3 separate regions of the Homo sapiens genome follow, and all the other regions are linked to region 1. Evidence: chromatin contacts called from ENCODE Hi-C or POLR2A ChIA-PET data. All regions are on one chromosome and are shown on one strand. Each heading gives the region's core, a stretch centred on a gene start or an enhancer-like site at or near the end of the contact. The rest is flanking DNA. Distances are from core to core; before and after follow the strand shown. Region 1 holds the start of LINC03052 (long intergenic non-protein coding RNA 3052). Region 2 holds the start of ZNF514 (zinc finger protein 514). Region 3 holds the start of MAL (mal, T cell differentiation protein (MAL blood group)).

Evidence for each region. A loop is a pair of places that touch in the nucleus more often than their neighbours do. ChIA-PET counts read pairs that join two places held with the same protein, here RNA polymerase II (POLR2A). Pooled maps may share reads with other maps.
Region 2: a loop to region 1 is called in a pooled map, with 3 times the contacts of the local background. The contact joins the promoter of ZNF514 here to the promoter of LINC03052 in region 1. A Hi-C loop is called at or near these places in 3 of 37 single-sample maps with no recorded cell type and 6 of 50 pooled maps. POLR2A ChIA-PET finds 5 or more read pairs at or near these places in 2 of 52 experiments (PC-9 and endothelial cell of umbilical vein).
Region 3: a pooled map shows a loop between it and region 1 (2.6-fold over the local background). The contact joins the promoter of MAL here to the promoter of LINC03052 in region 1. A Hi-C loop is called at or near these places in 1 of 37 single-sample maps with no recorded cell type and 4 of 50 pooled maps. POLR2A ChIA-PET finds 5 or more read pairs at or near these places in 1 of 52 experiments (activated T-cell).

The regions. Positions count from the first base shown.
Region 1 is chr2:95,525,315-95,528,326 of GRCh38, reverse strand. It overlaps LINC03052 (long intergenic non-protein coding RNA 3052), which reads left to right and starts at 1,573. Exons shown (of 1, transcript NR_182300.1): 1 at 1,573-3,012. It also overlaps the pseudogene ANKRD33BP1. RefSeq lists an enhancer at 1,034-1,163 and a silencer at 1,304-1,593.
Region 2 is chr2:95,158,531-95,161,332 of GRCh38, reverse strand. It overlaps ZNF514 (zinc finger protein 514), which reads left to right and starts at 1,485. Exons shown (of 5, transcript NM_032788.3): 1 at 1,485-2,093. RefSeq lists a silencer at 1,409-1,658.
Region 3 is chr2:95,024,302-95,027,027 of GRCh38, reverse strand. It overlaps MAL (mal, T cell differentiation protein (MAL blood group)), which reads right to left and starts at 1,320. Exons shown (of 4, transcript NM_002371.4): 1 at 1,143-1,320. The coding sequence starts at 1,235. It overlaps MAL-AS1 (MAL antisense RNA 1), which reads left to right. Exons shown (of 8, transcript XR_007087136.1): 1 at 1-469; 2 at 595-688. RefSeq lists an enhancer at 213-936 and a silencer at 1,291-1,420.

The DNA.
Region 1 (3,012 bases), core at 324-2,823:
ATTTTATCAAATGACACATTTTTCTCATGTCTATTTTAATATGTTAAAGATTTTTGTATACAGTTTATCTAAAACTCCTTGCTTAAAATGAGTTTAATTCTAGCAATACAGACATGCCTATCTCTGCATTGTTTTATAATTTGACGATAAATGTTTTTCCTCAATATATGACTGTATTGGATAATACTTTTTAAAAAGATACAATAAAATCTGATCTCTCTGTCTCACTTGATCATGTGGCTGAACCAGTCAATCCCTCCATCAAATAGAAATATCCGGCATCACTTAATCTAATTAATAAAAACATCCACCCATGATGAGAAGACCAAAGCAAACAGCCCAAAAAGGAGAGAATCCCATGATTTCTGTGTAAAGTCCTACAGATATCATAAATATTTATTGCTGGAAACAGTGTTTTAAATAAAAGGTCTTCAGGTAAGTGTATAAAAACTTCCTTGGATACAAGGGACCCTATCACTTGTAAAACTTGGCAAATTGGACAACAATTAAAAATACAAAATTACACAGAAAATATCCTTTAATAAATTGATTTTTTTTTAATTGAGACGGAGTTTGGCTCTTGTTGCCTAGGCTGAAGTGCAATGGCGCCATCTTGGCTCCCTGCCACCTCTGCCTCCAGGGTTCAAGCGATTCTCCTGCCTCAGCCTCCCGAGTAGTTGGGATTACAGGCATGTGCCACCACGCCCGGCTAATTTTGTATTTTTAGTAGAGATGGGGTTTCTCCATGTTGGTCAGGCTAGTCTCAAACTCCTAACCTCAGGTGATCCGCCCGCCTCGGCCTCCCAAAGTGCTGGGATTACAGGCGTGAGCCACCGCGCCTGGCCTAATAAATTAATCTTTAAAAAAATCTTAATTGAGGTTCTCTAAAGGGAGCCTTTTAGGGAACATGCCCCCTAGGTGTACTGATTGCTAGGGTGGCTGGTGTGAAGCGAATCGATGTGGCTCCCCCAGCCCCTTTCTGGGAGCATCCTAGAGAGACAGCGTGGAAACGCGCGCTGCCCGGTGGTCCCGAGAGCTGCCATGGTGCCCAGCCCCGCGGCCTCACCCAGCCCTCAAACCCCGTGCCAAGCACCCGCGGACTCTCACGTCCTCTTCTTCCAGGGCGGCGGGCGCTTCTCCTGCACCTTGGCCTGGCGCCTCTTCTCGGCCTCCTCCGCCTCCCGTTTCTCCTCCTTGGCCACCTTGTAAGGCCACTTGGGTATCCGCAGGTGGCCGCTGCCTTTATGCTGCCCTTCCGCGCCGGCCTTTTGGGTTGGAAGGTGGGCGCGGGCACCTTGCTGAGGCGGACCTGGGCACCACCACGCTGGGCCCCAAGCTGCTCTGCTGCAGGCACTGCAGGGGCAGGAGGCTGGCCGTCCGCGGGGCGGGGGCGGCGGAGCCCCAGGACCCCGGCAGCCGGGCAGGTGGGAGGCCGGCTCTTGGGGAGGCCTTTGTGGAGCCAGCGGCCGCTAGGCCGAGCGGCTTATGCTACTCTGCGCCCTCCTCTTCGCCCGCCTCCTGCGCCTGCCTCCCCCCACCCCTCGCCGCGCCGCCGGAATTTCCTGCGCCGCCAGGATTTCCTGCACCGCCAGCCGCCTCTTCCCCCAGCACAAGGTGCTCTCGGGGCACATAGTCTGGCACGCGAGGGCCCCGGCGGGGCTGTTAGAGGCTCGTGGTCATCCTGACCATGTGGTCCAGGGCGCCCCGGTCCTCTGGGCCCCGCATGGAGCGCGGCGTCAGCGCGGACAGCTCGCAGTCCCTGAGCCTCTGCAGGCAGTTCTTGGAGCCCTCGGGCTTTTGCGGCCTCTCGGGGAGCGGCGGCAGCTCAAGCTGGTACTTTTTCCCCAACAGCTCCCGGCAGGGGCGCTCCAGGAGCCTCTGCATGAGGCGGACGTATAAGTGGCCACTCCTCTGGCGACATCCCACGGCGGGGGCCCTCGCGTGGACACCCGCCCCTGCTAGCTCAGGGCTCCGATGCGATCCGTTCGACCCTGCATGGCGGCTTTCAACCCGAACGCGTCCCTCCTTCAAGATCAAGACCCTGAACGTAGTTCAACAAGTAGTTGGTGATGATAGCGTGCCCTGACTGGGCCAGGATAGCCTCTTTAGTAAAACAGCCACGAAAGTCATGAAACAGATGCTCAGCTCCTTTCTTCATTTTCACTTTAATTCGGTGATGCCTCTGTGTCTGTCTGACGACATCTCTCCTGGGGTCTGTGATTCTGCTGATGGTCTTCAGTGCCTACTGAGAAGGGTTCCTGGACATCATCAGGTATGAAAACCTCAAAGCTCTCGGTCCTCAACGTGAGAACCCTGGGCCAGCGGCATCAGCCTCACCAGGAAACCTGTTCTTCTGCTCATTCTTGGGCCCCACCCCAGGCCTATTCAAAGAAAGACTCCAGGGGCAGGGCCTGGCAGCCTGTGTTTCCACCAGATCTGTGTTAAAGCTCAAATGAACCAGCCCACGTGATGCTGACCAGGAAGCACAAGGCTGAGAGCCAGTGTCCAAGGCAACGGTGCCCATGGGGCCAGAGGCAGCTCCTGCCTGTGCAGCTGTATTTAGGGCTGCGTTCCCCTCCCTGTCCTGCCAGTTGACGTCAGTGTGGGGTTACTCAGCTAAGGCCACCACGGTATATCCACAAAGCCGTGGTAGCAGGCGACATTAAGGCTGGTCCAGCCATTGTGGTCAGTCTCCTGCGCCTTCTCAACGCTCACCCCTCGCCGCACCAGCGTCCGCAGCAGCCCCATGCCTCCTGGACGCCCTCCTCCGGGACGCTCTCCAAGCCCTCGACGCCGTGCTCCTCCTCGTCCTGGAAAGGGTACAGAGTCGTCCCAGGCTATGCTGCAGGTGTGGGGCCCTGGAACTCTTTGTAGTCAGCGCGGTCCTCCTCGACCTGTGCGCCTAGGAGTGGGGACGGCGGTGGCGGGGTCATGCAGCGCTCCCAGCCACCCTGCGGCCGGGTCCCAGCCAGCAGCACCATGCCAGCGGCCGGAGGCGTGGGCTGGGGGCCG
Region 2 (2,802 bases), core at 236-2,735, 370 kb after region 1:
AGGGTTGATAAACCAATCTCTCTGTCCTCACAAGTGGCCCTTCTCTGGCTGAGGACTGCCTCCAGAAAACCACCGTTTTAATACTCAGACTGTGTCTTAGGCATTGGCGCTGCTATAACAGAGTGTCTTAAACTGGGGAATTTGTAAACAACACAAATTTGTTGTTCACAGTTCTGGATGCTGGGAAATGCAATATCAACGTGCCAGCCAGTTCAGGGGCTGGTGAGGGTACGTTTCTCATAGATGGCACCTTCTGTGTCCTCACATGGCAGGAGGAGCAAAGGGGGCTTAAGGCCCGTTTTTATTTTTATTTATTTATTTAATTTATTTTTTGAGACGGAGTCTTGCTCTGTCGCCCAGGCTGGAGTGCAGTGGCACGATCTTGGCTCACAACCTCTGCCTCCCGGGTTCAAGCAATTCTCCTGTCTCAGCCTCCTGAGTAGCTAGGATTACAGGCGTGCACCACCACGCCCAGCTAATTTTTAAATATATTTTTGGTAGAGACAGGGTTTCACCATGTTGGCCAGGCTGGTCTCAAACTTCTGACCTCAAGTGATCCGCCCGCCTTGGCCTCCCAAAGTGCTGGGATTACAGATGTGAGCCACCACGACCGGTCTAAGGGCTGTTTTTAAAGGGCACTAATCTCATTCATGAGGGCAGAGTCTTCCAAAGGCTCCACTTCTTAATACTATCACCTTGGGAGTTAGGTTTCAACATATGAATTTGAGGGGGACACATACATTCAGACCATAGCAGGCCGTTTTTCCATTTCTTTTGGGTCCTAAATGATATTTGTTTCTGGAGTAGGAGGGCGTTCAAAGTCCTCTTTTGTTCTTCAGCACCCTTCGCTGAATTCAGGGGCAGATGGAGAAAGGCAAGAGGCACGGGGCAGCCTGTAGAAGCAGTATCTAGCACTGAGTCCCCAGTATCCCCTAGGCACGCCAGGAGAGCCTCCTGGAAATCCTCACTCAGCAGATCCAGGGTAGGAACGCGGCTTCTGTTGAATAGCCTTACATCGAGATATGCAGGTTGGGGGCGGTGGCTCACACCTGTAATCACAGCACTTTGGGAGGCTGAGGCGGGAGGATCATCTGAGGTCAGAATTCGAGACCAGCGTGGCTAACATAGTGAAACCCCGTCTCCACTAAAAATACAACAAATTAGCTGGGCGTGGTGGCGGGAACCTGTAATCCCAGCTCCTACGGAGGCTGAGACACGAGAATTACTTGTACCCAGAAGACAGGTTGCGGTGAGCCGAGAGCGCGCCCCTGCACTCCCACCTGGGCGACAGAGTGAGGCTGTCTCCCCCCTCCCCCCAAAAAACGAGAGAGATATGAGGCTCAGCTACCAAAGTCACGCGCGAGAAGGGAAATGCTTGTAGGTCCCTGCCCTTGGGGGAGAGCGGAGTGAAAACCGGCGCGTGGCCGGCGAGCACGGCCCCTCCCAGCGGAGGTCCTACAGGCGCCCGCGAGCCCCGCCTCTCCAGCTTCGCCGCGCCAGCACCCCGCCACCGGCGCTGGCTCTGAAGGGCCCCGGCGGCGGCCGCGTCTGCGCAAGCTCGGGACGGCCTCGGGAGGCGGGGCTGGCGCGGGGCGGACGCGGGGGCTGGCGCGGGGCGGACGCGGGGGCTGGCGCGGGGCGGACGCGGGGGCTGGCGCGGGGTGGCGGGCGGGGGCTGGCGCGGGGTGGCGGGCGGGGGCTGGCGCGGGGTGGCGGGCGGGGGCTGGCGCGGGGTGGCGGGCGGGGCCTGGTCCTGTGAGCGTTCGGAGACTGCGGGCGCGCAGACCTGTACTGGGCCCGCGCCCCGGCCCCTTACAGAGCTGGGTGTGTCCCTCCGAGTGCCCCCCGCTAGGGACTGTGCAGGCCGGAGCTAGGCAGGGACAGCGGGGCGAACCGGGCTGATAGAGTCGGTCCCTGCTCCTGTGAGGCTCTCACCGAATCCCTGCTGTTTCCGGGCAGCTGAAGAGCGCTGGGCCCTCGCGTCGCGGGCGTGGCTGTGGCCGTGTCTCCTGGTAGTCTGAGCCCACTGTGCGTGTGGATCCACGTGGGAGCTGGGTTCCAGAGCCTGGTCCTGAGGAGGAGCCGAGCCGGGGGTAGGAGGCCGGACTTGGCGAGGGAAGAGCACGACCCCGGGCAGCAGTGCGCCGCGCTGGGCGCACCGGGGTTTGCCGGCCCTGCTCTGGGCCCTGCAGGTCCGCTGGCCCCGCCGCGCCTAGTGGGGATGCCCCGTGTCCCCCAGGCAGCCCCAGCCTGCGTCCCGCTCCCTGAACCCTCGGGAGGACCACAGGGCTGTGGCCGAAAGACAGAGATTTGGACCTAGTGAAAGGACGCCGCTCCTTAGCCCCAGCTATGGACTCCACAGCATCAGGTTTGGCTCTGGAGCGTGCAGAGGGCCAGGAGCCCTCTTGGGGAGCTAGTACCGAGCCCGATATCAGGAGGACCCCAGGAAGAGGCCGGGGAATCCCACTGAAGGGTGAGGCTGTACTTCATCTGCCTTCCGTGTGGCGACATCTAACCTTCCAGACCCAGAAGGCTGAAGCCGCAGTCTCCTGGGTCTGGCAGGGGTCTCTAGATGACCGTGGCGGAGGTGGAGGGGATGGCCATGGAAAATTGTCCCAATGGCCAGAGGAGAGCAGAAGAGGATCTGATCTCTTCCTGCTGCGGCAGGGAGAGGGCAAGCAAACCCAAGAGGGAGTGGCCCTTGGCCAGGGATCAGAGGACGATAGGGCCATTTGGAGCCTTGTCATCCACCTCCTTAATCACCTCACTAATAAGGTTCTTCCAGTCGTTCTAGCTCAGCGG
Region 3 (2,726 bases), core at 71-2,570, 500 kb after region 1:
GGACTTTCACCCTAAGTTCAATGGTAGCCCTGCTCCCAGGCCGCCGCAGCCCTCTTAGCCTCTGCCCGCAAGCCCTCTTTGGATGAACTGACCTGCTCCCTTTGGTATTCACACCCTCCCCCTCCAATCAGGCAATAACAACCTGGGGTCCAATTTTTAAACAGCCAGGCTCCGACATTTTCTTTCCCGCCCAACTCTCCACGCTGACACTTCTGAGGGTGGGGTGCCGGAAAAGGTGTCCCTCAGGCGGTGACGGACCGCACCCACAGGACATACAGGGCACACCCCTCCCAGGTGAAGGCCAGCGGCCCCCGGGGAGTTGAGGCTGAGGGAGGTCACTTCGGCTTCGCGACACCGTGAGCGCTTATCAGGAGTTCTCAGTAGGAAGCGCTTTCCTGCAGCCTCAGGCAGAGACCGTGCGTGCAAGGCGGGACCGACCGCAGGTGCAGAGGCCCCGGGCCTGCCCAAGGTCAGTCGAGGCGCGCGGATCGCTCTCGCCGCCACCCCCCACCCCCCACCCCCCATCTCCTCCACCCCCACCCCGCACACGGGGCAGAAGGACTGCGGCCAAGCAAACGATGGCCTCATTTCCAGATCGAATTGGTCGCAAATACGTTCCCTCGCCAGAAACTTTAAAAGGCCAGAAGAAAATAAACCGGATTCAGCTCCCTCTCATCTCCAAATCTCGGTTGGTAATACTAATGTTTCTCTTGCTGATTTTTTTTTCTTTTTTAACGAAACCTTCTCCCTTGTAAAAGCTGCGCACTTCTACCCAACCGCGCAAAGCGCGGCGGGAGCTTCGGTGGCGCTGCGCGCGTCAAGTGGGCCCCGCGCGCAGCTTTGGGACCAGCGAACCAAGAGCCGTCCCCCCCTGCCCCGCTGCCTACATCTGACCCCAGTTGGGAACCCAGTTTTTCCTCCATAGTCCTGTAGACTGTTCCCCTCATTCTGTTGGTCTAGAAGGGCACAAAGGACCGGAGGTGGGAGGGGACTTCCCTGGCTTAGTCCCCGCCCTGCGCCTGCTGCCCCGATGCTCCCAGAACCTGCGCAGCTAGCGGATCCCGTCCGACAGCTGTGCTGGGCGCCCGAGAGAGCGCACGGCTCAGCCCACCCCGTCCCTTCCCCGGCCAGGAGCCACTCACAAACTCAAAGATGAAGAGCAAGTCGGGCAAGGTGGTGAAGACCGAGAAGCCACTGGGCAGGGTGCTGCCCCCCGTCGCCGCTGCGGGGGCCATGACGGCGTGCTGGCGTCGGCCTTGGGACGGGACGAGCGCCGCTCAGACTCCGCGCAGACCTCTCGCTGGCTCCGCGGAGCCCAGTGGCCTGGGCGCCCCCGCGCGCGGGTTAAGAGCAGGGGAGCCCGGGGCAGAAGAGGGAGGAGCCCCGGCCGCCGCCCAACCCCGCCCCCCGCCCCACGCCCCGGGAGACCCGGCCCGAGCGCCGCGGGCACCGCCCTGAACCTCTTCGAGGCCCCGCTGCGGGCGTCCAGAGCTGGGGACTGTGGGTCTGACTCCTGCGTTCCAGCCGTGGGTGCCACCTCTTGCGGGAAGCAGGGCAAAACCACTTTGGTCAGGCGCTCCTCGTGCCTTTCTCCCTTCGTAGGTGACCAGCATCTCGTAAGAATGATAACCATCAGTAACCGGGACCCCAAACCTTCTCATCAAGGCACCTCTCGGGTCACCATTACTTTAACTTTGAATTTGGGTCTCCTTCATTTTTCCGCTGGATGCGTTAATGTGCGCGACCCACAGCTCCAGGCGGCGGTTTCCTGGCGGAACTGGACCACCGCCACAGGCTGGGGGTCTGCAGTGGGGGATGGGACCGGCCGCGGCCGCCGGCCCCTTCCGCGTCCACTGAGCCGGCGCTGGTTCGGCGCTGGGATCCTGCACCGGGCCTCTCTGCTTGGTGCTGCGCGTCTGCCTGAGAGTAGGAGGTTGCTCCCAGCTGTGCCGGCCCCAGCAGAAGGCTGCTGGTGGTGGTGCTGGGGCAGGTCGGCCTTGAATCCATGCGACAGGAAGGGACGTTACCAGAAGAGATTCATCGCTTTCTCTTGGTCTGGGCAGCCCGGGCCTTTTGAGGGTGGGACCGCTGCTACCCCCACCCCCAGGTTCTTTGCCTGCCTGTTGACTGCCGGTGTTTCATGTTTTGTTTCTCTGTTTCACTATTTTTTATTTTTTGCCTTAAAAAAAAAAGTATTACCATGCAGCAGTTGCCCATTTATTTTAATTTACTATTAATAGTGTGATTGCTGTGTTTCCTCCTACAAACACTGAAGCCTGAAATCCGCCCGAGTCCGGATTCTCGCCTGCCAAAAGGGAATTGGCCCCGCAACCTCCAGCTTAGACTCCCAACTCTTCTTTCTTTCCATTGGCAGCTGCTGCAGGCAGGACAAGGGGCTCCCCTTCTCTCCAGTGGGGCCTTCACCTCTCCCTGCTGCACAATTCTTCCTCCTTCCCAGTCCCTAGGGAGAGAAGTATATTCGTGGACGCATTTTCCAAAGCAAAAGTAGCACGCCCATCAGCTGGCCATTCTAAGTGCCTCTGGAAAGGGGCCAGGCATTTGAAATGAGAAAACCCCACTGTGCCTCTGTGAGCTGCCAGCCCGGACGGCTGCAACCAAGGTGCCATTGTGTCGGGTCCCCAGGGCAGCATCTCTCTGGACACAATGGGCTGTGGGACTTTAGGAGCCCAGGTCCTCATCCACCTTGGGCATCTCATAGCTCGTTA